Linked DNA regions of Homo sapiens: region 1 is linked to region 2. A link is a loop called in an ENCODE intact Hi-C map of the cell type or tissue named here. Cell type or tissue: K562. All regions are shown on one strand. Each heading gives the region's core, and the rest is flanking DNA. Links, peaks and the distances in the headings are about the cores only. Region 1 holds the start of CDK5R2 (cyclin dependent kinase 5 regulatory subunit 2). Region 2 holds the start of LOC124906119 (a long non-coding RNA gene).

The links. A loop is a pair of places that touch in the nucleus more often than their neighbours do. Peaks named below come from ENCODE experiments on the same cell type or tissue, not always from the same donor. Only the 100,000 strongest peaks of a DNase experiment are listed, where the experiment ranks them.
Region 1: it touches region 2 in a loop (2.4-fold over the local background); 7 of 110 quality-filtered maps call a loop at or near these places.

What each region holds. Positions count from the first base shown.
Region 1 is chr2:218,951,165-218,966,623 of GRCh38, forward strand. CDK5R2 (cyclin dependent kinase 5 regulatory subunit 2) reads left to right here and starts at 8,502. Exons shown (of 1, transcript NM_003936.5): 1 at 8,502-10,991. The coding sequence starts at 8,657. The coding sequence ends at 9,760. It also overlaps the pseudogene KRT8P30. RefSeq lists a silencer at 8,485-8,754 and an enhancer at 12,150-13,349. In K562, for the core only: no CTCF peak of the experiment used is centred there; DNase peaks (open chromatin) are centred at 8,417, 10,797 and 11,837; H3K4me3 peaks cover 678 bases; H3K27me3 peaks cover 2,862 bases.
Region 2 is chr2:218,901,883-218,917,341 of GRCh38, forward strand. LINC01494 (long intergenic non-protein coding RNA 1494) reads right to left here. Exons shown (of 5, transcript NR_110238.1): 4 at 4,957-5,164. It overlaps LOC124906119 (a long non-coding RNA gene), which reads left to right and starts at 7,278. Exons shown (of 2, transcript XR_007088090.1): 1 at 7,278-7,567. It also overlaps the pseudogene RNU6-642P. RefSeq lists an enhancer at 6,973-7,142. In K562, for the core only: a CTCF peak has its summit at 7,187; DNase peaks (open chromatin) are centred at 7,229 and 7,529; H3K4me3 peaks cover 1,881 bases; H3K27me3 peaks cover 789 bases.

The sequences.
Region 1 (15,459 bases), core at 4,155-12,154, 50 kb after region 2:
TTCAAGACCAGCCTGACCAAAATGGAGAAACCCTGTCTCTATTAAAAATACAAAATAAGCTGGGCATGGTGGCCTGCGCCAGTAATCCCAGCTACTTGGGAGGCTGAGGCAGGAGAATCGCTTGAACCCGGGAGGCAGAGGTTGTGGTGAGCCAAGATCATGCCATTGCACTCCAGCCTGGGCAACAAGAATGAAACTCCGCCTAAAAAAAAAAAAAAAGAAATTATGATTCCATAGGTCTGAGGTAGAGCCCGGAAATTATATGTTTACAAAATTCCCCAGGTGGTTCTGCTGGGCAGAGTAGTTTAGGACCCAGTAATCTAGTGGACGACCTTACCCGCCTCTGCTCCCTACTCAAAAGCAAGTATATGTGGGGCTCTAGCTTATAAATTAGGAATGTCTTTTTACTCAAAGGAGGTCAACATAAAGAATTGTCTTTATATTTAGGAACCAGACAGAGGCAAGTGTAAATTAATGAACCTGCTTTGAAGCCCATCCCCCACCCGCCCCCAATTCTGGACAAATAGGAAGTCAACAAAAGGCCCCTGTCTAAGACGTCGGAGCAGTAAGCAGACCTACCACGATCTTCACACAGAAGTTACTCATAACCCTTATCATGCAGAGGGGGTAGGACCCTTTGTCACTGTGAGCAGGGGGTTGCTGAGGCCTGGTTCTACCTTGGGAACAGTGCTTATCATCACAGCCTGGGGTTGGACAAGGAAGGCCATGCACTGGAGCAAACACAGTTCCAGGTGCAGGAGCCAGACCCCAGTTAAAAATGAATTCTGGCCGGACACGGTGGCTCACGTCTGTAATCCCAACACTTTGGGAGGCCAAGGCAGGCAGATCACCTGAGGTCGGAAGATCGAGACCATCCTGGCTAACACGGTGAAACCCCATCTCTACTAAAAATACAATAAGTTAGCCAGGCATGGTGGCACATACCTGTAATCCCAGCTACTCGGGAGGCCGAGGCAGGAGAATCGCTAGAACCTGGGAAGTGGAGGTTGCGGTGAGCCGAGATCACGCCATAGCATTCCAGCCTGGCCAACAAGAGCGAAACTACGTCTCAAAAAAAAAAAAAAAAAATGGATTCTAACTCTGTGTGCATATGAATTTAGGACAAGCTGGAGATGGATTAGCTGTGATGGTGGAAGGTGGAGGGGGGCGGGCAGGATTAGCCGAGTCATCAAATCCCATTATCTGTAACTGGCCCTAGGACACATCATTTTATTGCTATTTCTCACTATTTTTCATATCTCTGCCACCTATGCTGTACATTCTTTGAAGGCTGGAGCCCTACCTCACACCTTTTTGTGTTCCCACCACCTAGCCCAGTACTGTGTAGGCTACAGTTTCTCAAATAGTATCTGCTCATGTGGTTTAATAATCTTATTGAACATTTTCCTCAAAGCCCTTGAAAAGCAGAATTGACTCTCCATAGAGTCTCTGGAGCTTTGGGGAGACCATGGGGTGTGGAATGAGTAGCCAGAGTACAGCTCCCAGAAAGCACGGTCAGGACTTGGGGCCAGCATGGAACCTGGCCCAGAATTAATATTCAGAGCTTCAGAAAATTAAAGTGGCCTGCAACAGGACCAGAAAAGGGGACCAGTGCCTAATATGCTGTCGGTCTTTATGACCCTAGGAAGCAAATCAAACCACCCCCAGGAACAGTCTGAGTAGCAGTGGGTATGAGCACAGTATCTGAGAGGAAAGCACAGATATAAATTTGGGTTTCAGAAACCAAACAAAAAGAAATGATAGTACCACCCTGGCCCTTTAATGAAAAATGTTCTAATGAGAAAAAAAATGCTAATGGCACGGGTCAGGCAAAGCTTTCCTCCTGCTCTGTAAAAATAATGATGACAGTATAATTTGTTAACAATTAACATTTATGAACACCATGCACATGTGATATACAAGCATTGTTGAGCATTGCATGATTAAATAAAATCTTACAACCTTATGATGATAGTCCATTTTTTTTTTTTTTTTTTGCCAGTTGGTAGAACTAGCTGAAGTTTTATTTTGGGGGGAAAAAACGGAATTGTTTTGTAGCTGGAGATATGGGCAAAGGAGGTGTCCCACGCAGTAAACTCCCCTGCAGGTGGGCTGAGGGCTAGGGCTGAGCCTCAGGTGGGTCTCCCATTCCCTGTGCTCCCCTGCACAGTGGCCTCCCTCCCGGACTCTGGGGCAGCCACAGAAGGGGCAGGCTGGGAGGGGCTGCCACAGCTATTCACTTGGGCAGGACGTCAGAGGACTCGGACACCAGCTTCCCATTTCCCATTGTGGGTCTCGATCTCCCCAACCATGGCCCTGGTGGAGCTGGTGCAGCTGAAGGAGCTGGAGCCGGCGCCAGAGCCAAAGCTGGAGCCCAGGCTGTAGCTGAGGCCAAGGGCTTGTGAGGCCCCCATAGGCTGAGCTCAGACCACCTGCATAGCCACTGGTGGTCTTCTTATGGATACTCACGTTCTGCATCCCAGACTCCAGACGGCTCTCCTCGCCCTCCAGCAGCTTCCTGTAGGTGGCGATCTCGATGTCCAGGGCCAGCTTCTGGTACTCACCCAGCTGCGTGCCATGTCCTGCTTGGCCCGCTGCATGGCGGCCTCCAGCTCAGACAGCTTGGTGTTGGCATCTTTAATGGCCAGCTCCCCCCACTGCTCGGCATCTGCGATGGCGGCCTCCAGGGAAGCCCCCTGGCCTTTGAGGCCCTCAGTCTCAGCCTGGAGCCTGCTGATGTTCTGGTTCATCTCGGAGATCTGTCTTTGCACAACGCAGGTCATCCCCATGCTTCCCAGCCAGCGTCTGCAGCTCCTCATACTTGATCTGGTACGTGCTTTCAGCCTCAGCCCGACTGTGGATGGTGATCTCTTCCTACTGCACCTTGTATGGTCCACTTTTATAGACCTCAGAAGAATTAAGAAACTTGCCCCAAGGGCCCCAGGTCATAAGTGGAGGGGCTGGATTTGAACATAGACCGAATGACCTCAGAACCCACATAGGAGACCCTGCACTGTCTGTCCCTCTTAAGGTGACAAACATTTTTTGTGCGATTTGTGAATGAGTGAGATTTCTTCTTTGCCCCTCCCTCTACTGATAAGGGCATCTGAGAAGGCTGGGCGAGGTGGCTCATGCCTGTAATCCTAACACTTTGAGGCTGAGGTGGGCAGACTGCTTGAGCCCAGGAGTTAGAGACCAGCCTGGGCAGCATGGTGAAACTCCATCTCTACAAAAAGTACAAAAATTAGCCAGGCCTGGTGATGCATGCCTGTGGTCCCAACTACTTGGGAGGCTGAGGTGGGAGGATCCCTTGAGCCCAGGAATGAGTGAAGATCATGCCACTGCACTCTAGCCTGGGCAAAAGAGTGAGACTTTGTCTCAAAAAAAAAAAGATGTGGGGAGAGATCTGGGTCAGTGAGCCCCTTGTTCTGGCCCAAAGGAGGCCTGGACTCCAGGGTTCAGCCGCTTTCAGGAGGCAGCTTCTGAAACTCTAGGGCCCCTGAGTGATTCCTGTAAATCAAGATAAGAAAGGCCTTCATGGTGGTGAATACAGTCTGGGGACTGAGTACCATGCAGGGGTTGCTGGGGGCAGATGAAAGAAGAGGGCCTGGGGGCAGAGAGGAGAGGGCTGTGTTCCACTCTAGGGAGCATCTGAGCTAGAGTTCTCGAAGGCCCTTCTTTCCCCGCAGAGCCTCCAGTGAGGTTTGCACACCTTCCTGGGGCTATGCCTGATAGGCAGAGGAAACCTTCCATCTAGGGCACAAGGGTGGGAAGGCTGGACTCTCAGAGGGTCTGTGTTCATCGATGAAATCAATATAGAGGAGGAAGGGACAGGATAAGGGATATGGAACCAGATGAAGACCCAGTCACAGTGGCAGTTTCTGGCAGCCACCTGCCTGGTTGAGATGGAAACGCTGATTCCAGCTCCAGCCCCCAGACAGGCTAAGAATATCCCAGAAAAGCAACAGCTACCACCCCCACCCTTCTTGATCTGCTCCTACATCTGTAGTGCTATGCTGGGCGCCAGCGGGGCCTGGGAGGAGAAGGAGTGGGGGACGAAAGGGAGGAGGCAAAAAGGGGGCTTGGTGGAGGCAGAAGGTGAACCAAGACTTAAAGCTTCTGGTGAGTGCTGGGAGGACTGGACAGAGAGAGCTGTTCTCAGGGGACAGTAAAGGAGGTGAAGGCAGGAGCCAGGGAGTTGGAGGGAGATCAGGACAGAGGATGGGAAAGGAAGAAATGGCCCCCCTTCCATCAAGGAAAGCAGCAGAGCTTAAGGCAGGGAAAAGGAGTCACCAGCTCACCCCTGTCTTCTCTGTCCCCTTCACCCTGGGCCCTCCAGCATCTCAGCATTGGTCCCTTCTCTCCCCACCCCAGAGCATCACATTCCTCATCTGTGCTCCCAGCCCTATTCACTGTTCAAAAGAAACTATATTTGGGCTCCTTAATTAAGTCCTTCTAGCAAACAGCCTGCGAAATGGGAAGACATGAGAATTTGGGTCTCCCTCCTGACAGCTAGCAGCACCTCCTCTGTCAATTCCTCTCTTCTCTCTGCTTACCCCCTCCCCCCTCCACTGTTATCTGTAGAGGGGTTCTGCTCCCCTCCTTTGTTTTAGCCACCCACTTCTCCCCTGGGGTAAGGTCCTCAGGAGAGGGAGAGAAGTCTGGGCTCGTGCATACCCACCCCCTCTGCACACCTCAGGAGCTGAGACTGATGGGCAAGGGAGTTGGGGGTGCCAGGGTGGGGGGGGGGGCAGCAGGATCCAGGCACTCAGATGCCCAGGCTGGGTCTCCATCCTGGCTGTTTTAAGAACCTGTGTCATCATTAGCCTCCTTGTAGGGGCCCCTACAGGGAGGTGCAATGACCTTGGTTTCTGGGGCCTTTGATGTTTACTGGGGATATCCTGGGCCTCAGCCATCTTGCCCTCCTCTTCTTTGCCTTCTCACCTTTCAGGGGCCCCTCTAAAGCTTGGAGGGACCTAGGGAGATTTACATTGCTGAGAGCCTAAGCTCCCCTCCCCTTCATCTCCTGGGGTGAACCGCAGAAGTGCAGGCCTCACATGGATGCTGTGCACACAAAGACTGAGCCCATCAGACAGAAACAGATTAGGGAGAAGCAGACAGGGCTGGAGCTGGAGAGTGAAACAGATTCACAGGACAGATTTTGTTTAGAATCAGAACTGTGGAGTTGAAAGAGGCTTTAGGAATCCTCCTCTAGTCCAATTCCTAAAATGTTATCTTGTTCTTTTAATATTCATTTTTATCTGATAATAAGAGTCAAATCCGTAGAACCCTTGCATTTTAATATGATGAAACCGAGTCCCAGAGAGCTGAAATTACTTCCCCAAGGTCATACAACTGGCAGCCATAGACTAGGACTCCCGTGTCCTGCCTCCCAGACTATGGCTTCTCAGAAGGGAGATAAGAAGAGCAAAAGGGAGGCAAAGTGTGAGCAGCATTGTCCGGAGATGTTCTCTTAAAAGATGGGGCCCACCTGCCCAGGTTGGGTGAGTGAGAGGAGCATCTCTGGTGAATCTGATGGGATGCACTCATCAATAAGGCCAGATCCTATCCAGGCTAAAACCTCAGTCTAGGCCCTCCAGTTCTTGGTCTGGGCCTAGAGTATTTGCCTTAAAGAACCTTCAGGAATAACCAGTAATCTGAATAGGCACTGTTCTAGGTAACCTACAGAGCAATGAAGACAGACAAGGAGACTGGCCTCAGGGGCTTTCCCATCTAAGGAAGTCTGACACAACCAGCACTGCCCCAGAGGAACATAAGGGAGATGGAGAGATGAGAAGCAACACAGAGATACTATTATAATGAAGATAGATGAATCTCAGAATATGAACCCAAACATAACCTAACCAGAAGAGTACACTTGCAAATGTGGGAAAGCCACCAACCTTCTATGAAGCCCACCTCCTCCATGAAGTCTTTCTGGTTTCACTAGGCTTATTCCCCTTGGGCTCCCCCTGCAGAAACATAATAACCCTCCCTCTCAGCTCTCAATGCCACCGGCTTATATACAACAGCAATGTTGTTACTCTTTCTGGATCTCTTTGATTAGCTTGTCTGCTTGTCTTTAAAATTCCATCCATATCCATCTTGCACATCTTAGACCCAGAGCCCAGCCCTTAACCAAGTTGTTATGTAGCCACTGTTGCTGATGGGAAAAGGCTGGAAAGGCTGAAGTCAGAAAGAGTATTAGGTCCCTTCCAATCTATCAAAAAAGCTTCTTGGAGGAGGTGGGAGTTCAAGAGCTTGACATTCTGAGAGAGGGTTCTGGCCCAGTGGAAGGAGCTCAGAGATTCTGGAGAGATAACCAGAGCAGGAGGGTGGGGAGCATGTGAGCCAGAAACAGGGTTGGAGGCAGAGCAAGGTGGAAAGTGAGGAAGGGGAGTAGGACCCTCTGAGGCACCTGCTTTGGGGTCCCTGAAGCAGAGGAGGAAATTCTTGGTTCTGACCAAGAGGACAATAGGAGGTCAGAGCTGGGCCGGGAATAGGGTACCACAGTGGTGACACTCTGTGGGTGCTGCTTAGAAGACGTGGTCCTAAATGACCTTAACAATAGGCCTTATGCCAGTGAGGGACTCCTGGGAGCAGCGCTGGAAGGACTCATGTGCCATTTAGATCCACATGCCCAGTGTTTCCGCCAGTGCAACTCAGTCTCTACAGGGCTTGTCCTTAACTACCGGTGAACTGACTATTCCTTGGTTGGCAGATAAAGAGTGACTCAGAACACCTTGTAGGAGGAAGTGGGGCCAATTACAGGAGCTGAAAAGAGGGAACACTTTCAAGAACTATGAGGAGAATGAGTTTGGGAAGGTCAGCTTGGGCTGCAAGAAAATAAAGATCAGATCCTAGGGAGCAGAGATACCCTGTTGAAAAAGTGCATATTGGGTGCTGAGTTAGGGAGAAGGTACAAGGCTGCATGTGCACAGTGGTAAAGAGGAGGGGAATGGAGACAGGCAGACCACAGGCCTCCAGGAGGGTGTGAGTGACCAGGGGCTGTGGAATGGCTGGGAAATTCTGTACCTCTGGTAGCTGGAACTGCAGCCCAAGTGGATTCTAGAACAGCCTATCTGCAGTGACACACACACACACATATATGCACAAACCAACCCTGACAGCAGTGGATCCTTGGAGCTATGTTTGCGGTCTGTGAGGAGCATGGAGGTGACTCCAAGGGCAATCCTTAGAATTTACTGAAATACATAGGCAGGGGTTTGGCTCCACATGGAACCCATATGCACCTACAAGGTCCACTTACTTAAGAAGCCTGAAGGCTCTTGTGCTGGGGGAGCCACAGAGAGCAGGCTCCAAGAAGGGTGGACATGATCTAACAAGGCAGATAGAATAGGTCCAGAACTAGCTGTGCTCAAGACCTGCAGGTAAGGCCTGGGGAGTCCAAAATCCAGGGCAAAGGGCTGATGGGTACTCAGGAGGTAACAGACAGACCCAGAGAGAAGTGGACAGGACCCAGCCTAACAGCTTGCTCCTGGGAGTGGGGACAGCTGGAACCTTACCTGCAGGAAGCATTTAATGATGAAACCCACCTCAACCTGGACCCAGGGCTGGGCTGGAGGTTGGTCCAACCCTCTTGGGCTTCCGTCCACACAGGAGGCTCCGTTCACTATCCAAGACTGGGTAGACCAAGTGATCCAATTTCTAGCGTTTCCCCAGGGACCAACCTTATCCATCATCCACCCAAGTATGAGATCTGTGTGTGTTAGTGGGGACAACCAACCGAGAGGAGCTGCCCAGGGACCAGAGCCAAGGGTCTGCCCCACAGGCTCAGTTGCAGAGAATCAGGACGGCAAGCAGAAGCCTCAGGGGCATATTTGAGACCTTGCTGCTCCCCCTCTCCCCCTCAAGCTGGAACCCCCAAGAAGGCGGGTTGTGACCTGCAAGAAGGCTCTGCCAGGACTCCCAAACAGGCAGGGCAGAAATGTGCCTGCTGCAGCCCCCCTAGCGACCTGGGGGGTGGGGGGCGAGGTGGGGTCGCGAAGAGGAAACAGACCTGACAGTCACATTGGAGGAGCCAGTGCAACGCGACCCATCTGGGACCTGGGCATCCGGTGAGGGCACTCACTGCTCACACTGGCCCCCCACACAAATTCAAAGGCAGAGGGAAGGAGAGCTGTTCCCATGGTTTATCTGCTACCGCGACCCAGTGCATCAGAACAAGCTGGTCCAGGCCCTAGGATCCGGAGGAGGCAGGAGCAGCCACCACCCCTTCTCAACTCTGACCCTGAGGAGGCCACTCGAACGACGACCACCGCCTTCCCCTTCCTCCGCTCGGGGGAAGGGAAAAGACTCAGGGCGGAGGGTGGGGATTGGGGCGGGACTTGAAATTGAAGTGCGAGAGTCTATTGGTCATTGGAGCTGCCCATCAGGAGTGCAACTCGGGAGCGGATTGGCCGCGTGAGGCGGGGCACGGCGCGACGAAAAAAGGGGCCCAAGGGGTGGGGCTGACGCTGCAGCTGGCGCAGCTCAGGATTAGAGCAGCGGAGCCGCCTAGCAGCCACCTTCCCCCGCCAGTCCGCGCGCCCGGGCCGGGGCTAGGCCCCCCACCGCCGGGTCCCCCGGGGCTGCAGTAGCAGCGGCGCCGCCCGCGGCTCCCGCTGGGGCCTGGGCGCCGGCCCCGCTCTGCAGGATGGGCACAGTGCTGTCTCTTTCGCCTGCCTCCTCGGCCAAGGGCCGGAGGCCCGGCGGGCTGCCCGAGGAGAAGAAGAAGGCGCCGCCCGCGGGGGACGAGGCGCTGGGGGGCTACGGGGCGCCGCCAGTGGGCAAGGGCGGCAAAGGCGAGAGCCGACTCAAGCGGCCGTCCGTGCTCATCTCGGCGCTCACCTGGAAGCGCCTGGTGGCCGCGTCCGCCAAGAAGAAGAAAGGCAGCAAGAAGGTGACACCCAAGCCGGCATCCACGGGCCCCGACCCCCTGGTCCAGCAACGCAACCGCGAGAACCTTCTCCGCAAGGGCCGGGATCCCCCCGACGGCGGCGGCACCGCCAAGCCCCTGGCGGTGCCAGTGCCCACCGTGCCCGCGGCTGCCGCCACCTGCGAGCCACCGTCGGGGGGCAGCGCGGCCGCTCAGCCGCCGGGCTCGGGCGGGGGAAAGCCTCCGCCGCCGCCTCCCCCAGCCCCGCAGGTGGCGCCGCCGGTGCCTGGCGGCTCGCCGCGGCGGGTCATCGTGCAGGCGTCCACCGGCGAGCTGCTGCGCTGTCTGGGCGACTTCGTGTGCCGACGCTGCTATCGCCTCAAGGAGCTGAGCCCGGGCGAGCTGGTGGGCTGGTTCCGCGGTGTGGACCGCTCGCTGCTGCTGCAGGGCTGGCAAGACCAGGCCTTCATTACGCCTGCAAACCTGGTGTTCGTGTACCTGCTGTGCCGCGAGTCGCTGCGTGGGGACGAGCTGGCGTCGGCCGCCGAGCTGCAGGCCGCCTTCCTCACCTGCCTCTACCTCGCCTACTCCTACATGGGCAACGAGATCTCCTACCCACTCAAGCCCTTCCTCGTGGAGCCCGACAAGGAGCGCTTCTGGCAGCGCTGCCTGCGCCTCATCCAGCGGCTCAGCCCGCAGATGCTGCGGCTCAACGCCGACCCCCACTTCTTCACGCAGGTCTTTCAAGACCTCAAGAACGAGGGCGAGGCCGCCGCCAGCGGCGGGGGCCCACCGAGCGGGGGCGCGCCCGCCGCCTCCTCGGCCGCCAGGGACAGCTGCGCGGCCGGAACCAAGCACTGGACTATGAACCTGGACCGCTAGGGATACCCAGGGGCCGCGCCCATCCCCCGCCCCAGCCCCTGACACACACTCGGACCCCCCGGGACCACAAAGCCACCGCCGCTGTTACCGCCGCTCAGCGCCCCGGCTGGGCGGAGGAGGAGACGCCCATGCCCCTCAGGGGAAAGTGGAGACCGGGACACCAGAGGCCGCGGTGTTTGGATTTGCTGGGCGTGGAGTGGGGACGGAAGATGAGCGCGGGAAAGGCACTCCAACCTCACTCTTCCCGTCTGTCTGCGCCCCCATTTCTCCATTTCTGCCGGGGTCTCCCCCTTCCCTTCAGCCCATTCCCCCTCGGTTTTATCCATTTCCTTGCCTCCTTTTTGTGTCTTCATTTTTCCTCCTGTCTGCATTCCTCTCTCTCTCTCTCCCTCTCTCTCCTGTTCCTCTCTTTCTTCCTCCCTCTCCCTGCCTTTCCATTTTCCGTTCCTTGGGTTTGTGTGTCTGCATCTCCATCTTACCCCTTGCCTGACTGTACCCCGTAGACCCCTGTTTCTCCTCCTGCACCTGTGTCCCCATCTGCCCTTCTTGTTGCTCCTGTCATGTGTCACCATCTTCCCTCCTGTCTGCCTTCTTCCTCCACTTGTGTCAGCTTGCATTTTTTTATTCCTGACTGAGTCACCACACCCCTCTCCCCTGATCAAAGGGAATATTAGTTTTTAATTTGGATCGACTGAGGTGCCAGGAGAAACTGCAGTCCCAGGTATCCAGACAGCCACCAGGATGGTCCCTCGCCCCACCCCCACCGCCTCTCCCCACCTTTTCCAACGTGTTGCATGCTGGGAGCTGGGGGGTGTGGGGGAAGGGGCTGCCGGCTTCTTTCAGGAGGCTGAGGTTTGGAGGCAAAATCAACCTGGGAGACCACCCCGGCCGCGGCGCCTCAGTGGACAGGTGGGAGGAAAAGAAAACTTCTTACCTTGGAGGAGGGACATCCCGCTTCCTTATCCTTAGCTTTTTTGTTGCTCCTCCCCACTGCCCCTTTTAATTTATTTGGTTGTTTGCGGAGGGAGGGGGGAGGGGGGTAGGCTGGGCCGGGAACTGTCCGAGGTGCTGAGCTGGGGCGGGACCGGAATCCTCCCGGTAGGGTACCAGGGACTGAGTTGGGCCTGGGGCCGTGTCCAAGGTGCCAATGATGCGGGCCGACAGAGCGGGCCGCACTGTCTGTCTGTCCGTCTGTCCCGGAAAGAACTATAAAGCGCTGGAAGCGCCTGCAGATGGTTTTGCGCCGGTCTTTCTTTGGGCCCCGGGAGGGAGGGAGTGGGAGTGGTAATGGAACTGTCACAGACAGAGCAGAAAGGCAAGAGATGGGGCTCTAGTAGGGGAGATCAAGTACCTGAGAACTTCTCCTCCTCCCCATCCCCACCCCCGCCATCGGCTTCCATTTTACAGAGAGTAAAGAGTAAAGCGAGGCAGCTGAGGGTGAGGCCTGGTGATAAAGCTGAATCCATCCCCCCACTTCCGCCTCCATCTTGTCTGACCTAGCTCCTCATTAATGCCCGGGCCACTTAGAGACCGAATCATGGGGACAGCGGAGTTGTGCCCTTTCTGTGATGAGACCCATTGAGGCAGAACTAGCTAGTCCTTATTGCTATTTTTCCCTTCCTCCCCATCTCTCCCCACCATATATCGGTCAAGAGTACAGTCGGGCCTAAGTCTGTGTTCACCACTCCCAAGTGGGGCCTGTCTGCCATACTTCTCTCCTCATCCCCCAACCACCATGGGGCTGCTTCGACGATGCCCAGGTCGCACGCCCACTCAGGAGTCTTGGGGGGTCCATCCCTGCTTGAGACTCAGACCCTTGCCCTTTATCCCCAAGAAGGGGCAAACAAGGGCAGTTGGGGAGAAGGAAGCCATTCTCTGGGATTGAAACAGGAAGGAAAATGCGCTATTTAGCCTGAGATCCCTGCTCGGTCCCCATTGCCTTCTTAGCCACGTGGCTAAGCGCCCTGTTCACTGTTTCATTGGCCCAAAGAGGCCTGGCTTCAACAGAGTGCCCGCGGCTCCGACCCTAGTCTGGCCGTGGCCGAGAAGATCCGGAAAGAACCCGGGGGGACCTGCCAAGACGAGGCCCGGGTTCGCTGTCCGTGGTGCTGAATGGCGCGCTCGGGCGGGGTCGGGGCTTGTAAGGGCAGGAAGAGTTGCAGACTCGGCCTCAACTAGGTCTTCCGGATAATTTGGGAATAGGGTGTCATCTATTCTGGCGGCGAGTTATAGAAGTCTGGCTCCAGAACCCAAAAATGTCGGTCCCCACTTGCCCTCCCGGGACGACAGGACTCGATTCCCCTGGCCTCAGCCCAGCGCCCTTGTAACCTGCCTGGAGCCGGAAATCCCCAGTCCAGATTTGTGAATTGAGTTCCCGGAGGGAGGGGGAGAGCTGGCGGAAGGGAAGGCGGGAGCAGCCGCCCATTGGCTGGAATTTGGCGCAGTCAGCGCGGTGCCGTCATCTCTCTTGGTTTGGGAGGAGGGAGGGAGGATCACTAGGGTCACTCCGCGGCTGTCGGCTGTCGCCATAGTAACCAGACTGAGCGGGCTGGGCAGCCGCTCTACTCTCCCACCTCTGGCTGGGGAAACAATCCTGGTCCACCTTATTTGGAACTAGCTAGTGAGACTAGCTATTTGATTAGAATTTCTGAATTGGAGGAGCCTAAAGGGGATGGGAAAGAGAGCAGAGACCCTACAGAGACGCCCCCCTCAACCCCCAACAAACATCCTGCCTTCGGATACTGCCCCTGAACTCTTAGACACAGCACCCACCCTTTACTGCACACACACACCCCTCCAGGAACTTGTGGTCTGGCACCTGGAGACGTAGAATGAGAAAAAGGCCACAGTGAGTAACATTTAGTTAAATCTCACTTTTGACATGCCCCAAGGCATGAAACACTGCCATAATCCGATTAGGAGGGGAGGGACTGGAGAAGGATCAACAAGAATACATGGAAGAATTAGCCTCCTGGGTCAGACTTATCGGAGTCCTGTTTTCTCAGGGATTGAGTGGGAGAAGTTGTAAGGAGAAAGACCCAGAACAGTCTTCTGAGAAGGCAAGGGGAGGAGGGAGTAAGTGCAGAAACAGAATAAGGTACCTTCTTTCCTGACGCTGAGTTAACCTGGGGAAAGTGAGTCCAAGCTGCTGATAAGGTGGTGCAGGGGGACCAGAATTTTAGAGAGAAACCAGAAAGGAAGAGGGGTGGACTAAGGAAAAGATGGAGGTGGAGGAAAGGAGACAGAAACCCAGCTGGAGCAATGACTCAGCAATTCCCCTAAGCAAAGGGCTGGAGTGACTCTCCCAGCACAGGAGCAGCTGTGAGGGCAGGAAAGCAAATGGACAGATAACCGGTAATTCACCCCTTCACATGACACATGTTGATGCGTACACTGACGCATAACCAAAGGCACACATTTTAACCCAGAAGTGGACACAAATGCATTTATACTGGTGAATCATAACATATACACACCTCTACTCCTTTCCTCCCTGTCCCCCTTCCTGGAACAGAGGACATTCTGTTTTGGAGCCATGTTCCCCTGTCCCTGGAATACCTCGCTACTTATTAGAAAAGCAGAAATGCAAAAAATCACAGACATGTGGGGGGAGTTGTCATGGTAACTGCTTTGCCTGCCAGGCGGGGTGCCCAGCAACCAGAGCATCTAACAGTATTCAAGAGGACATCCTGTGGTCTCCACTTACTGGGATCCTACCCCAGGCAACCAGATGGGCAGCTTTTGAAGATGTCTGCAACAGAGGCTGCTGAAGAAGCCCCTCCAGTCACATCATCATGATCAGGGACAGCTGGAAGCCAGGTGTATGGGCCTGATCTTCTTTAGGTACCCCACTTTAAGTAGCACTTCTGGTCTCTTTAAATATAGACGTTTGCTGTGAGTGGCTTCAAGACAGCAGGATTAACACTTCAAAGGCCCTTATTTAAGAACATGACCTGACTGGGAGTGGTGGTTCACACCTGTAATCCCAGCACTTTGGGAGGCCGAGGCGGGTGGATCACTTGAGGCCAGGAGTTTGAGACTAGCCTGGCCAACATGGTGAAACCCTGTCTCTACTAAAAATACAAAAATTAGCTGGGTATGGTGTTGCGTGCCTGTACTCCCAGCTACTCGGGACTCAGGAGGTTGAGGCAGGAGAGTCTCTTAAACCAGGGAGGTGGAGGGTGCAGTGAGCTGGGATCACGCCACTGCACTCCAGCCTGGGAAACAGAATGAGACCCTGTCAAAAAAAAAAAAAAAAAAAAGTATGAGCTTCCCTCTCAGCATTTGCCACAAAACCTACAAAGAAGGTCATATCTACACACACAGGATAGGAGTGTAGATGAGCGGTAGAAAAGTTGCCTAGTTGGCCGGGCGCAGTGGCTCATGCCTGTAATCCCAACACTTTGGTAGACCCAGGTGGGCAGATCACTTGAAGTCAGGAGTTTGAGACCAGCTTGGCCAACATGGTAAAACCCCGTCTCTACTAAAAATATGAAAATTAGCCAGGTGTGGTGGCACATGCCTGTAATCCCAGCTACTCGGGAGGCTAAGGCAGGAGAATCACTTGAACCTGGGAGGTGGAGGTCGCAGTGAGTCGAGATCACACCACTGCACTCCAGCCTGGACAACAGAGCAAGACTCAATCTCAAAACAATAAATAAATAAATAAATAAATAAATGCAAAAAATAAACAATTAGCTAAGCATGGTGGCACACATCTGTAGTCCTAACTACTTGGCAGGCTGAGGCGGGAGGATCACTTGAGCCCAGGAATTTGAGGCTGTAGTGAGCTATGATCACACAACGGCACTCCAGGCTTGGTGACAGAGTGAGACCCTAATTCCAAAAGAGGAAACAAAACACCTGGAGAAAATATGGATTATTTATTGTTATTATTATTATATTGTATCTTGGGGTGGGTGGAGAATGTCTTTTTAGCAGTAAAAAGACCTTAAAGGAACAGACTGATTCATCTGAGACTCCATTTAAGCTTTTGAATGTCAGAGACATAGAGAAGAAAAAAGAAAAAAGTTCATCACATAACCCAATTTATTTTCTTCATAGCATTTGTTCCCACCTGATAATTTTTTTGTTATTGACTTATTTTGTATCCTTTCAATAAAAACAAGGTTGAAACACCAGTGACAAATGGAGAGAATGTATTTGCAACACAATATATTTTTCAATAGAAAAATAGCTAAAACTGGAAACAACTAATTCGCAAAAAGAAACGTAAGCAGGCCAGGTGTGGGGGCTCATGCCTGTAATCCCAGCACTTTGAGAGGCCAAGGTGGGCAGATCAAAAGGTCAGGAGTTCAAGACCAGCCTGGCCAACATGGTGAAACCCCGTCTCTACTAAAAATACAAAAAAAAAAAAATTAGCCGGGCATAGTGGCGAGCGCCTGTAGTCCCAGCTACTCGGGAGGCTGAGGCAGAAGAATGGTGTGAACTCAGGAGGCGGAGCTTGCAGTGAGCCGAGACTGCGCCACTACACTCCAGTCTGGGTGACAGAGCGAGACTCCGTCTCAAAAAAAAAAAAAAAAAAAAAAAAAAAAATATATATATATATATATATATATACACACACACACACACATATACAAAAAATTGGCTGGGCTTCGTGGTGTGTGCCTGTAATCCCAGATACTTGGGAGGCTGAGGCAGGAGAACTGCTTGAACCTGGGAGCTGCAGTGAGCTG
Region 2 (15,459 bases), core at 3,032-11,031:
CCTGAGCTCTAGTGATCCACTTGCCTTGGCCTCCCAAAGCGCTGGGATTACAGACGTGAGCCACTGCGCCTGGCCATTCTTGGAGCTTTAGATGTACTTCTTAATCCTCTCTATTCAGTAAATGGCAAATGCTTTTCCAGCTATCCCCGTTAAAAAAAATCCTAGAGTCATCAAACCCATTGGCAGATCGTGTTAGTTCCCCATCAGTTTCTATTTAAAGTCTGATCACATGTCACTTCCTCCATCATTCCTTCATGGTCCACGCTATCATCATCTCTTGGCTTAATTGACTACAACTGTCTCCTAGTTGCTCCCCTTGATTCTGCCATTACACAACCCCAGTCTATTCTATACCCAGCAGCCCAAGTGATCCTTCTAAAGTGTCAGTCATGTGATGTGCCTCCTCTGCTCAAAAGTCTCTAAAGTCTTTCTATCTTACACAGGACAAGAGCCAAAGTACTAAGTACAAATTAGCCGGGCGTGGTGATGTGCACCTGTAGTCCCAGCTACTCGGGAGGCTGAGGCAGGAGAATCTCTTGAACCCGGGAGGGGGAGGTTGCAGTGAGCTGAGACTTACAGGTCACCATGACTTACAAGGCGTGATAGGATTGGCTCCCTGCTACCTCTTTCACCTCATTTTCTCCTCCAACTCTCTCTCATCCACTTTACTTTAGCCACACTGGCCTCCTGCAAATTCCTTGAGCAATCCAAACACTGTCTTGCCTCAGGGCCTTTGCACCTCCTCCCTCTGCCTGAAATCGGTTTCCTCCAGATAACCGCATGAATGTTGTCTTCCTTCATTCAGGACCTCACTGAAATATCTCCTTATGAGAGGGGCCTTGTATGGTGCCTCATGCCTGGAATCCCAGTGCTTTGAAAGACTGAGGCGGGAGGATCACTTGATCCCAGGAGTTCAAGTCTACATTGAGCTATGATCAAGCCACTGTACTCCAGCCTGATTGACAGGGCAAGACCCTGTCTCAAAAAAGAAAAAAAAACCCACACAAAATAAACATAGAAAAGAGGAGCCTTGGCAGAACATCCTGTATAACATAGCAAACTTCCTCTTACCTTTACCTTGCTTTATTTTTCTTCATAGTATAGATCACATATTTGACCATATTTGTGTATTTCTTTATGCTCTGCTTCCACACTCTATAATGGAAACTCTACGAGAACTGAGACTCTGTTGTTTTTTGCTGTATTTCTAATGCCAAGAATGGTATTAAGTACATAGTAGGAACTCAATAAATATAAGTGAATGAATGAATAAATAAATAAATGTCTACAGAAATCACTACTAACTTCTGTCTTCAGGCCCAAACTTCCTTCCTATGATCTTTCTTTTTTTTTCTTTTGAGACAGAGTCTCGCTCTGTCACCCAAGCTGGAATGCAGTGGTGTGATTTCAGCTTACTGCAACCTCTGCCTCCTGGGTTCAAGCAATTCTCCTGCCTTAGCCTCCTGAGTAGCTGGTATTACAGGTGTGCACCACCATGCCGGGCTAATTTTTGTATTTTAGTAGAGACAGGGTTTCGCCATGTTGGCCAGGCAGGTCTTGAATTCCTGACCTCAGGTGATCCACCCATCTTGGCCTCCCAAAGTGCTGGGATTACAGGTGTGAGCCACCACACCTGGTCTCCTGTGATCTTTCTTGAAGTTCCAGCTGCCAGCTAGACATGTTTTAATGTATGCCTGTGATACCACCCACTCAAGCTTTATTTTATTTTATTTTATTTTTGAGACAGAGTCCTGCTCTGTCACCCAGGCTGGAGTGCAATGGCGCCATCTCAGCTCACAGCAACCTCTGACTCCTCTGCCTCCCAGGTTCAAGCAATTCTCCTGCATCAGCCTCCTGAGTGGCTGGGATTACAGGTGGCCTGCCACCACGCCCAGCTCATTTTTTGTATTTTTAGTAGAGATGGGGTTTCACTATGTTGGCCAGGCTGGTCTTGAACTTCTGACCCCAAGTGATCCACCTACCTCAGCCTCCCAAAGTGCTGGGATTACAGGCGTGAGCCACCATGCCCGGCTCAAGCTTTATTAATGCAGATTCATTATCTTATGTATGTATTTGCTAAGGGCTGAGACTTTGTTTTGTTTACTGTTCTTTTCTCAATGCCTAGCACAGTGCTTGGCATAGACCAGGCATTTAATATTTGTTGAATAAGTGAATGAATGACTTTCCCCTCCAAACCAGTTCTCCTTAACTTGCTTGTTTCTCTTTGTCACATCATCATTTTCTTAGTCACTGAACCTCAAAACTGGTGTAAACTTGGACTCTCACCTTCTCTTCTCCTTTCTATATTCAATCAGTGGCCAAGATCTGCTTATTCTTCCACTTCATTCACATGGTCAATATCCTAGTTCACCACACACCTCAAACATCACAACGACCTTCCAACTAGCCTCTGTCATTCCTCTTTCTTCCTCTTCAATCCATCCCTATCCTATTGTTCTGTTTTTCTCTCCCACGAAGTGCTCTGATCATGTCATTTCCTCTGACTAAAGCTCTCAATGGATCTTTGTACCAATTTGGGTTCTTAATTGCAAACAACAGAAACAGACTCTGGTTCACTTAGTAGAAGAGGAATTTACTGGGATGACATCAGGGAACTCAAAGAATTGACAGGAAGCCTCAAGAATCAGGCTCAGGAAGCAAGCAGGAGCCAAGAGAAGCTAGGCAGCTAGAACTTTAGCTAAATCCTGTCCCAAGTGCAGCCTGATTAAGGGGCTTGGGGGCTGCTTCCCACATGGCTACCACCACCCTGAGCACTTGCTGCTGCCACCTCTGGGATGAATTATAAACAGTCCTCTTCCTCCTTGGGTCACTTGTTGAAGATTTAGAGTCCTGACTGGGAGCATTGATTTGGCTGTGATCTTCCTGCTAGGGGCCAGGTGAGCAAGTATCTGACTTCTCACTAAGACTCACATTAGGGAGGCTCCACCAACATATGAAGGGGGCTCAGATGCTGGGCAGCTAAAGACTCCAGTGTGTATCCATATGCAGGTTCCTGAGCATTGAAGCCCTCCACCATATGCCACAAACGATCATCTCCAGTTTTTTCTCACTTCCACACCATGTTCCACTGAAGCATGACTGTGTGCAGTTCCCTGAGCAGTCCTTTCCTGCCTCAGCCCCTGTAATAGCTGGGCCCCAAAGGTGGTCCGCCTTGAATCATGCTTCACACCTGTGTATTGTCCCCTCCCCTTGAAAGGGCCAGTCCATGCTTCCTTTTCACTGAGTGTGCTGTGGAAGCGAAGCTGCATGACTGCTGAAGAGAGGGAATAGGAAGCTTTGCAGTTTTTGCCTCAGTCGCTCGGAATGTTCACTCTGGGGCAAGCCAATCACCGTGTATGAGGTCTGTCTACCCAGAGACTACCATGCTATGAGGAACCCGAAACAAGCCACATGGGAAGGCTGTATAGAGAGAGTAATGCCTGGGCAGGCCCCTTCAGTTCCAGCCAATTCAGATGAGGTGCCAGACATGTGACTTTAAAAAGTCATCTTGGGGCTGGGCTCAGTGGTTCACACCTGTAATCTCAGCACTTTGGGAGGCCGAGGCAGGCGGATAACTTGAGGCCAGGAGTTCAAGACCATCCTGGCCAACATGGCGAAACCCCATCTCTACTAAAAATACAAAAAATTAGCCAGACATAGTGGCACATGCCTGTAGTCCCAGCTTCTCGGGAGGCTGAGGCATGAGAATCACTTGAACCTGGGAGGTGGAGGTTGCAGTGAGTGAGATTGCGCCACTACAGTCCAGCCTGGGTGACGAAGTGAGGCTGTGTCTTCAAAAATAAATAAATAAATAAATAAATTTTTAAAAAGTCATCTTGGATATCCAGCCGAGTTGAGCCTTCAGATGACTCCAGCCTTAGCCACCATCTAACTGAACTGCTTGAGAGACCCCACGTGAGAACTGCCCAGCTGACTGTAGTCAACCCACAGGACTGTGGGATGTAAATGGTTATTTTTAAGCCACTGAATTTTGGAGCGGTTTGTTACTCAGTAATAGAAAATGGAAACAGCCCCTCTGTGGTCCATGTTTCCCTCTCTCTGGAATGTACCCCAACTGTCCTGCCTTAGCTCCATGTCCACTCATATCTGCTCTTGTCAAAATCCTTCCAGTGAGCATGGCACAGTGCAGAGGAAAGAGCCAGGCTTTGGGGTCAGCCTGTGCGGCGGGAGGGATTGAATCCTAGTTTAGTCTCTCACTATCCCTGTGACCTAAGGCAAAGTCATTAAGTTCTCTGGACCTCAGTTTCTGTATCTGCTATATTGAAATAAAAACACTCATCTGCTGAAGTTGTTTTGAGGACTAGATGTAATATATGTAAAGTACCTAGACGTCTCACCCATTTTAGTCTCACTGAATGGTGGCCTTTAGCAGACACTTAGCCTTCTAGCCTGGCATCAAATGGCACTTCTGAGGTCTAATTCTCATCACTTATAAATTATATGGTTTTGGAAAATTCCTTAAATTTCTCTGAGCCTTACTCTCCTCATATGTAACATACCTAGACCCTTAAGCCATGTCCCTTAACCGGCATGGCATCAGAAATCCTTGGAAGAGGAAGTAAACCATGGCCACAGTTGGGGTTCCCCAGTGTCTGGTGGGCTGGGGGTCTGTAGTGGATGGCAGACTGCAGGGGAGGAACAACAGAGGCCGGAGAGCTCATCACCCTGAGTGAGAAAAAGGTTTCACTGGACAGGGAAGGGGTCCGCCGAACAGGGCAGAGGGAGGAGTGCTATTTGGAATGTTGTGAGGCTGGGCATGACCACTGGGGCTTGGTGCACCTCTACCCTCACTCCCTCAGGCCTCAGGGCCTTCCTGGTGGAAAGGGAAACATTTGGGGTATAGGGCAAGAACGGGCTCGCTAGGGCACAGACATCTCTGCTGTGGGAACTCCTTATGAAAGAGCTGAGAATGAGAAACAGAACATGCTTCCCCACCTCAAGGAGAGAGAGATGTCAGAGAACCATGGACCAGGGGGCAGGCAGAGAGGCAGCAAGTGACGGTGAGATGAGTGGCATTGGCAGCAGCCCCGACCATGTGGGCAGCAACCCCACCCGGCTTCTTCTCAGACTCTCACTGAAGGTGAGGGCACGTGGAGATGTGGGAAGTTCCAGATGAGAGCACACTGTATGATCCCAGTGGCAGCTGCAAAAACAGGCAAAGTTAACTTATGCAGTTGGAAGGCAGGATAGTGGCCTGTAATCCCAACCCAGGAGGTCGAAGCTACAGTGAGCTATGATCATGCCACTGCACTTAAGCTTGGGTGACAAAGTGAGACCCCATCTCCAAAAAATAAAATAAATAAAATAAAATAAAATAAATAAAATGAAATAAAAAGGCATGATAGTGGTTATCCCTGTAGGAGATGCAGTGAATAGAGGGAAACAGGAGAAGGGTTTGGGGAGCTGGTAATGATTTGTTTCTTCCTCAGGGACCTGATTACACTACTTTGTTCATTGTGTTAAAAGTTAAGTGCACATAGGATTTGTGTATTTTTCTGTACGTTACTTCAATAACAAGTTAAGTCTGGGTGTGGTGGCTGTAATCCCAGCACTTTGGGAGGCCAAGGCGGGTGGATCACGAGGTCAGGAGATCGAGACCATCCTGGCTAACACGGTGCAACCCCATCTCTACTAAAAATACAAAAAATTAGCCGGGCGTGGTGGCGGGCGCCTGTAGTTCCAGCTACTCGGGAGGCTGAGACAGGAGAATGGTGTGAACCCGGAAGGCGGAGCTTGCAGTGAGCCGAGATTGTGCCACTGCACTCCAACCTGGGTGACAGAGCAAGACTCTGCCTAAAAAAAAAACCAAACAAACCCAAGTTAAAACACGTGCACATGCACACACACACAGCCGTTTTGGGAAGAAGAGAAACAGTCATTTCCCAGTTCAAGCCCTTTGAAGTGGCACCACATAGTGAAGTGGGTAAGAGATTAGGGGGCTGGCTAGGTGCGGTGGCTAATGCCTGTAATCCCAACACTTTTTGGGAGGCCGAGGTGGGCGGATCACCTGAGGTCAGGAGTTCGAGACCAGCCTGGCCAACATGGTGTAACCCCATTTCTAGTAAAAAAAATACAAAAAATGTAGCTGGGTATGGTGGTATGTGCCTGTAATCCCATCTACCCAGGAGGCTGGGGCAGGAGAATCGCCTGAACCCGACAGGCAGAGGTTGCAGTAAGCCGAGATCACGCCACTGCACTCCAGCCTGGGCAATAAGAGTGAAAACTTTGTCTCAAAAATAAATAAATAAGATTAGGGGGCTGGAGGCAAGGACCACATGGTGTCTGGCCAGACTTTACATTTCTTCCTCCATTCATTCACCATTCACTCTGGTTTATTAAGCACCTCCTGCACTTTGAACACTGTACAACACGTGAGAGGATAAAAGATTATTAACAGTAGCAGTTTCCATTTATTGAGAGCTTACTATGGAGTAGGCACTGAACACTCACGATAATTCTATGAAGTATTATTATTAACCCCATCTATCAGTTGAAGAAAAATGAGACCCAGAAAGGTTAAGCAAGTCATTTAAAGTCACAGAACAAACAAGGTTCCTGGATTTTCCTATGCACCTGTATCTGTGTGGACCCAAAGCCCCGGCACTTCACAATGAACTCCAGCGTCCTCTAGAAATCTAGGAACCGAAGGACTTCTTGACAAACTGCTCTACGACAGTAACGAGGCCTTAGAGCTGCAGCCAGACTGACTTCGAGTTTCGGCCGCATCCTTTTCTGTGACCCTCAGCAGGTTCCTTCACTCTTTTGAGCCTCAGTTTCCCCAATTGTATAACGAGGGTAAAAAACCACGCCTTTCTCTCAGGGTTATTGTGGGTATTCATTGAGAAGACGTGTGTGGAGCCCGGTGTCCGGCACCCAGTGAGAGCCTGGAACAATCATTAGGATGTCTGAGTCCTTATCACTCGTGCGCAGCACAACACGACCGTGGGCACAGGGTTGAAGGCGGTTCCCTACGCCTAGCCTCTCGATAGGAACCTTCAGGGACGGGTGGACTTAAAGGAGCCGGTGGCCTTAAGAGTCCAGTCGATGCTGCCACGTGATGGGCCTGGGGGAAAGCCCCGATCCCAAGCGCCAACAGAGCAGCCGACCTCAGCCAACCTCAACCAACACGTAGGCGAGGATGCCCAGGGTGAGCGCCAGCGGCGAGAAGACGCGCTATCGCGAGATCGGTGGGACCTACGCGTTTACAGGCCGGAAGTGAGGGGCGGGCCTAAGGGGGCGCGCTCCTTTTGAAACCTGAGACGGAGACCTGCGGAGGGCGAGGGCTGGTTGGAGGTCGCTGTCCTTTCTGGGAACCAAGCAGGGGTCGCAGGAGGGCGGGGATGGGTCAGCGGGGATCTCTGAGTGGGGTTCGGCTGAGAGAGGCCACAGTTTCATCTTTGGGAAGCTACCCTGGGCCGGCCACGCGCCGTGAGCCGGACTGGCGACGCCCCCCTGCCTCCACCGTGCTCCTTCACCCGAGAAATTCAGCTCAGCCCCAGCCTCTCGGCAACCTCCCTTTGGCTCCGCCTTTTAAAGGACCTTTACGGTAAATAACCCCGACGCTTAGGAGAGCTTCCTCTTCTGGGCCCTCAAACTTACCCAGGCCTCTTCTATGGACATGCAAGAGGTCTTAGCGACGTGTTCACACGATCACAGTTTAAAAAATATATATAAGTAGCAAAACTAAGGTATTTTAAACCAAATCTGTTCTTAACAGATTTAAAGATTTTAACTCTTAACAGGTTTAAAGAGACCACTGTCTTTTTCCACTGTGACTTTGCCTATCTGGAGGCATTGGAGTGGCTGTGAGCATTTTTAGGCATTTTGGAGTAGGGAATACACTGAGTTTGAGTTTATGTGGCTCGTGTGTATACTTACGTTTTTGCTAGCCTTCCAGGAATACCCCTAGTCCCCACTGTGCTGAATTACAAGCACAGTGACCTGAGTGTGTCAGAAGTCTTTTGGTCATAGATGTCCAGCATCAAAAAAATGGGGAGATATATTTGTCACAGTACAAGGTAATGTGAAGTTTCTTGATCGCTTATGGCTCATAACAAAAGGCTTGGTAGTTTCCTAAGTTTGACAGTCATCCTAAAATAAGGAGTTGGACAACTGGATCTTTTCTAAGCTAGCAGCGATAACAAATTTTGATCCACCATTAGAGAGAGGAATGACTCAATTATTTTCCTTTTCTCTCCATAGAATGACAAAAATGTTGTTAAAGAGGCCATGAAAGACTACACAGCCAAAAAATGTAGTGAGAAAGTGCTTAGCGATATGCCAGGCAGTTAATTTAACAAATAGTGTTTTTTCAATTTTTTGTGTGTGATGTTTTTGGTATGAGCTTTTTCAATTTTGTAGAGTGATGTAATTTCTTTTCTCATTTTAAATATTTATATTTGTACCTACTTTTGTATTTTAAATTTTCTATTCTTTTTCTTAACGAATACCATGAGATTATATAAGCTCAGGCCCCCAAATCTACATCTGCCCTTGCATGGTTGTTATCCCCTCCTAACCACTCTGCTCAGGGCAGGGCATGTGTTTATTCTCCTAATTTTTGAGATGAGGAGATGGAAGCCCAGAGAGGTCAAGTCTCTTGCCCAAGGCTTTGCTACTGAGACCAGCAGAACTAGAACTAGAACCCAGCTCTTTTGGTTCAGTTCAGACGTCTGGTCACACCAGAGAAATGTCCTAATCTAAAACATTTCACCATCTTCAGGGAGTGGAGTTGAAGTGTGTCTACTTGGCCTGCCTTTGGGTTCTGGATTGTACCTAGCGCAATGAAGCTAAAAGGGAACGAATTGTGTTTCTAAAGTGCCTCCCAAATCTCAGAGGATGGCAGCCCGCTCTGTGTTCTCCCACCCACCTCTCCCCCAGCAATGAAAGAAGGCTAGCATCTGGTAGGAGACAACCGCTGATGAACTTCAGCCATGAGACCTCTCTCTGTATCAGGGTGGGAAGTATGGAATCCTTGAACAGAAACAGAATCCGCTGGTGAACCGGCTGTGCGTGAATATGCATGGGAACATGTCTTTGTTATTTCTCAAGCCAAGTGTATTTTTGGTCTGTTTCCCTGGAGACTTATAGGGAATAGGGAGAGGCCTTACCAAGTGTAGTATAATTTTGCCAGCTCTACTTCCTTTCCAATTCCCCAAATTAGTCACCCCATCTCTCCACTTGGACTGATTTTTCCAAGGTCACTAACAACTTCTTTTTGTTAAATCGAACATTTCAGTCTTTATCTTTAATCAGCTCTCCCTGCTGCGGGTGTTCTGCACCCAGGCTGGAGTGCAGTGGCACGATCTCAGTTCACTGCAACCTCTGCCTCCCAGGCTCAAGCGATCCTTCTGCCTCAGCCTTCCTAGTAGCTGGAACCGCAGGCTCGTGCCACCATGTCCGGCTAATTTTTTGTATTTTTTGTAGAGACAGGGGTTTCGCTATGTTGCCCTGGCTGGTCTTGAACTCCTGAGCTCAAGTGATCCTCCCACCTCAGCCTCCCAAAGTACTGGTATTACAAGTAAGCCACTGCACCTGGCCTACCAGTGGTCTTTTCAAATGTAAATCTGATCCACCTCCACTTAAAAATTCATCATTGCTGCTCATTGCTTTTAGGATAAAGACTCAGTTGAACCCAGTCATCTCCAGTGTAGTCCCAGTCACTCATATTGATCTTTCATTTCTCCCATGGGCCATCCACCTCCCTGACACAAGGCTTTTGCACATGTTCCTTTTATTTATACCTGCTATTTCCAGACATTGTTTTGGTGCTGGGGATATGACAGTGAACAAAGCAGGCAAACATTCCTGCCATTCTAGAGCTCACTTTCTCGTGGTTGCTTTTTGGTTGGAATGTTCTTGACCTTTTTATTTTGTTTTGTTTTGTTTTTGTGTTTTTGTGTTTGTTTTTTCATAGGGAGTTTAGGATTTATTTATTTATTTTAGAATAACAGCTTTATTGAGATATAATGCACACACATTAAAACTCATAAAATTCACCCATTTAAAATGTGCAGTTCAATTTAGGATATTCAGAGTTGTAGGCCAGGTGTGGTGGCTCACACCTGTAATCCTGGCACTTTGGGAGGCCGAGGTGGGTGGATCACTTGAGGTCAGGAGTTCGAAACCAGCCTAGCCAACATGGTGAAACCCCGTCTCTACTAAAAATACAAAAAAATTAGCCAGGTATGGTGGCGGGTGCCTGTAATCCCAGCTACTTGGGAGGTTAAGGCAGGAGAATTGCTTGAACCCGGGAGGCGAAGGTTGCAGTGAGCCGAGATCGCGCCACTGTACTCTAGCCTGGATGACAGAGTGAGACTTGGTCTCAAAAAAAAAAAAAAAAAAAGAATATTCAGAGTCATGAATATTGATTCTACCATCACCACAATCAATTTTGAAATTGTTTTATCACCCCAGAAAGAAACCTTAAACCCATTAGTAGTCACTGCCCCCAACTCCTCAGCCTAGACAGCCAGTCTACTTTCTATCTCTATGGATTTGCCAGTTTTGTACATTTCATATAAATAGAATCATGTGGTGTTTCGTGACTGGCTTCTTTCACTTGGCATAATGTTTTCAAGCTTCGTCCACGCTGCCATGCCGTAGCATGTATCAGTACTTCAATTTTATTGCCAGGTAATATTCCATTGTGATAGATCACATTTTGTTTATCTGTTCATTCGTGGAAGGACATTTGGGTTATTTCCACTCTTTGGCTATTATGAATAATGATGCTATGAACATTCATGTACAATTTTTTGTATGAACATACGTCTTCATTTTCTCGGGTATAAACCTAGGAGTGGAATTGCTGGATCCTATGGTAGCTTTATGTTCAACTTTTTGAGAAACTGCCAGATTTTTACAAAGTGGCCGTACCATTTTACCTTCCTACCAATAGTATATGAGAATTCCAGTTTCTCTACATCCTTGCTATTATAGGTTGAATTGTGGCTCCCCAAAATTCATGTGTCGAAGTCCTAATCCCCAGTACCTCATAATGTGAAATTATTTGGAGTCATTTGGAGTCATTATATTAATAGAGTCATTATAGATGCAATTAGTGAGGCTGAGATGAGGTCTTATTGGAGTAGGTTGGGCCCCTTATCCAATATTACTGGTGTCTTTTATAAAAATGGGAAATGTGGACACAGACACGCACACAGGGAGAATGGCACGTGAAGACTGGAATTATACTGCCATAGCCAAGGACCTACCAGAAGCTAGGAGAGAAACCTGGAACAAATCCTTCTTTGGGGCCTTCAGAGGGAGCATGGCCCTCTGATAACTTGATCTTGGACTTCTTGCCTCCAGAACATGAGACAACAAATTTCTGTTGTTTAAGTCACTCAGTTTGTGGTACTTTGTTATGGCAGCTTTAGCAAACTGATACACTCTCTGACACTTGTTATTTTCCATTTTTGTAGTTATAACCATCCCACTGGGTGTGAAGTGGTATCTCATTTGATTTTGACTGGCACTTCCCTATGCAAATGATGTTAAGCATGCTTTCATGTGCTTATTAACCATTTGTGTATCTTCTGATAAATGTCTATTCAAATCCTTTGCTTATTTAAAAAAATTGGGTTGTCTTTTTACTATTGAATTTTAGGAGTTCTTGATGTAGTCTAGATAGAAGTCCCTTATTAGATATATGTTTTGCAAACATTTTCTCCTATGCTCAGGTATCTTTTCACTTTCTTTTTTTGTTTTAGAGACAGGGTCTTCCTCTGTCACCCAGGGTGGAGTGCAGTGGTACTATCATGGCTCACTGAGCTCACTGAGGTTGCAAACTCCTGGGCTCAGGAATCCTCCTACCTCAGCCTCCTGAGTAGCTAGGACTACAGGGGTGTGCCACCAGGCCTGGCTAATTTTTTTTTTTTAAGAGATGGAGTCTCACTATGTTGCCCAGCCTGGTCTTGAACTCCTGGCTTCAAGCAATCCTCCCACCTCAGCCTCCCAAATTATTGGGATTATAGGCTTGAACCAATGAGCCCAGCCCTGTTTTCACTTTCTTGATGGCGTCCTTTGAAGCATAAAAGTTTTTAATTTTGATGAAGTCCAATTTATCTATTTTATAACTTTATTGCTTGTTTTGCTGTTGTAGCTAGTCCCCTTCTGTCTTGCTCTAGCTCAAATGCCACTTCCTCGGGGAAGATTTCATTTCTTTAATATATGCAAACTCTGTTTGCAATTATAAATTTTTTTGAGTGAGATTTGTTTAGTTGTCCTCTCCTCTGGACTGTAAATTCCAAGAGAGTAGGGTCCGAGTCAGGTGTCTGTCTTCCCATTCTGTCCCTATCTCCCAGCACAGTGACGGCTTGGTAGCAGAGCAGGTGCTCAGAATTGCTGAATGAATAAATGAATAAATGCTGAGTTGACTCTGTGGACCATTTCCTCCATGAAATGCTTTTTTTTTTTTTTTTTTTTTTTTTTGAGACAGAGTCTTGCTCTGCTGCCCAGGCTGGAGTGCAGTGACATGATCTTGGCTCACTGCAACCTCTGCCTCCTGTGTTCAAGTGATTCTCCTGCCCTAGCCTCCCGAGTAGCTGTGATTACAGGCACCCAACACCACGCCTGCCTAATCTTTCATATTTTTAGTAGAGATGGGGTTTCACCATGTTGGCCAGGATGGTCTTGAACTCCTGACCTCAGGTGATCTGCCCGCCTTGGCCTCCCAAAGTGCTGGGATTACAGGTGTGAGCCACCGTGCCTGGCCAAAACGCTCTTTATTTGGCCTTGAGAATACCCACGTCCTGCTTTTCCTCCTACTTCTTCAGCTGCTCCTCAGTCTGTCTGCTGGTTCCCTTTCATTTATTTATCCAGCAGGTTGAGACAGAAGGTTAAGTAGGATTGGGATTGGGCACAGGCCCTCCTCTCCTTTTACCCTTCACACTCTTTGCTTCCACTACCAGGGCTTTAATGACCATTTTTAGACTAATGACTCTCAAATGTGTTTCCTACCTAGATGGCTTTCCTAAGCTGCATATCCAACTACCTACTGGATGCCTCTAGTAGAATGTCATATAGATTCCTAAAATGCAACGTGGTCACAGCCTTTATCTTTCCTTACCCCCGATCCCAATCCTGCTTAACCTTCTATCTCAACCTGTTGCCCTAAACCCAAAATCCAGGCATTGTCTGTCTTAGATCAGTTTCCCCAGAAATAGACCCTGAGATGAAGATTAGTATGCAAGTGATTTGTCAAGGGAGTCCTCCCAGGGGAGAAGCAGGACAAAACATGGAGGTAAAAGTCAAGCAAGAGTGCAGTTTTAGGCCAAGCCCCGCAGAGATACTTGGCCTAATGCCTCAGGGGAACACTTGGAACCTGCCCTGACTCCATTCCAATTGTCTGGAAGAGTTTGTGTAGAATTGGTATTATTTCTTTGTTAAATGTTTAGTAGAATTCACTAGGGAAGCCAACTGGACCTGAAGTGTCCTTTGTGAAAAGATTTTTAGCTACACATTCAATCCCTTTGATAGCTATCCAGTTACTTTGATTCTCTGTTTCTTGAGATTTTTGGTAAATGAACCCAAAGAATGTGTGGCAATGCCTAGATTTCAGGTTTGGGGCAACAGGCTGAAATAGAAGGTTAAGCAGGATTGGAATTGTGGGTAAGGAAAGATAAAGGCTGTGGCCACGTTGCATTTTAGGAATCTATATGATATTCTACTAGAAACACACAAAGAATGTGTTCATTTTATCTAAATTGTCAAATGTATTGCCACAAAGTTATTCACAAAATTCCTTTTTAAACTTTTAAATATCTTTAAAGTCTGTTGTGATGTCATTTGTTTTATTTCTGACATTGGTAATTTGTGTCTTCCCTCTTTTTTTCCTGATCATTCTGGCTAGAAGTTTATCAATTTCATTGATATTTCTCAAAGAAACAAGTTTTAGTTTCATTGGTTTTCTCTATTGTTTTTTAAATTATTCTGTTGAATTTAGCCAGGATGATGCCTCACACCTGTAATCTCAACACTTTGGGAGTCTGAAGCAGGTGGATCACTTGAGGTCAGGAGTTCAAGACCAGACTGGCCAACATGGTGAAACCCTGTCTCTACTAAAATACAAAAATTAGCCAGGCATGGTGGCACATTCCTGTAATCTCAGCTACTTGAGAGGCTGAAGCACAAGAATTGCTTGAATCCAGGAGGCGGAGGTTGCAGTGAGCCAAGATTATGCCACTGCACTCCAGCCTGGGCGACAGAGTGAGCAAGATCCATCTCTAAATAAATAAAAATAAATTATTCTATTGAATTTAGAATTACTTTATTTTTTTTAATATGGAACACTTCACAAATTTTCATGTCATCCTTGTGCAGGGACCGTGCTAATCTCTGTATCATTCCAGTTTTAGTATATGTGCTGCTGAAATGAGCATGATTGAATCCATGGTGTCTGTTTTGAATTTTTTAAACTTCCCATTTAAAAAATGTATTGATTTCTGCTTTGATATTTATTATTTCCTTTTTATCTACTTACTTTCAGTTTTACTTACTCTTCTTTTTCTAGTTTCTTAAGTTGGAAACTGAGATCATGGATTTTGGACCTTTTTTTTTTGAAATGGAGTCTTACTCTGTCGCCCAGGCTGGAGTGCAGTGGCACGATCTCATCCACTGCAACCTCCACCTCCCAGGTTTCAAGCAATTCTGCCTCAGCCTCTCGAGTAGCTGGGAATACAGTCGCCCGCCACCATGCCTGGCTAATTTTTGTATTTCAGTAGAGACAGGGTTTCGCCATGTTGGCCAGAATGGCCTCGAACTCCTGATCTCAGGTGATCCACCCACGTCGGCCTCCCAAAGTGCTGGGATTACAGGCGTAAGCCACCATGCCTGGTCTCCTTTCTTCTTTTCTAATAGAGGTTCTTAGTGCTGTGCATTTCTAAGTACTGCTTTTAGTAGCACCCCACAAACTTCACTGTTTTGGATTTTTATTTTTATTCAGTTCAAAATACTTTCTAACTTATATCTTACTTGATCCATAAGTTATTTAGGAGTATGTTATTTAATTTCCAAATATTTGGGAAATTTCCAGAGAGCTTTCTGTTAACGATTTCTAATTTAATTTCATTGAGTTTAGAGAATATACATTGTGTGTCTTGAATAATTGTAACAATAATTTTAATTGTTTTATGCCCCCAAAATGGCCTATCTTGGTAATTGTTCCGTGTGCACTTGAAAAGAATGTGTATGCTGCTGTTGTGAGTGGAGTGTCCCATAAATGTCAGTGAGGTCAAGTTGGTTGACAGTGTTGTTCATATTTTCTATAGTCTCATGAGTTTCTGTCTATGTGTTCTGTCAATTATTGGGAGAGATATTGAAACCTCTGAATATAATTGTAGATTTGTCTATTTCTCCATACAGTTCTCTCAGTTTTTCAAAACCAGTCTTGAAACTGGTTTTAGGTGCATAAACATTTAGGACTATTATGTTCTC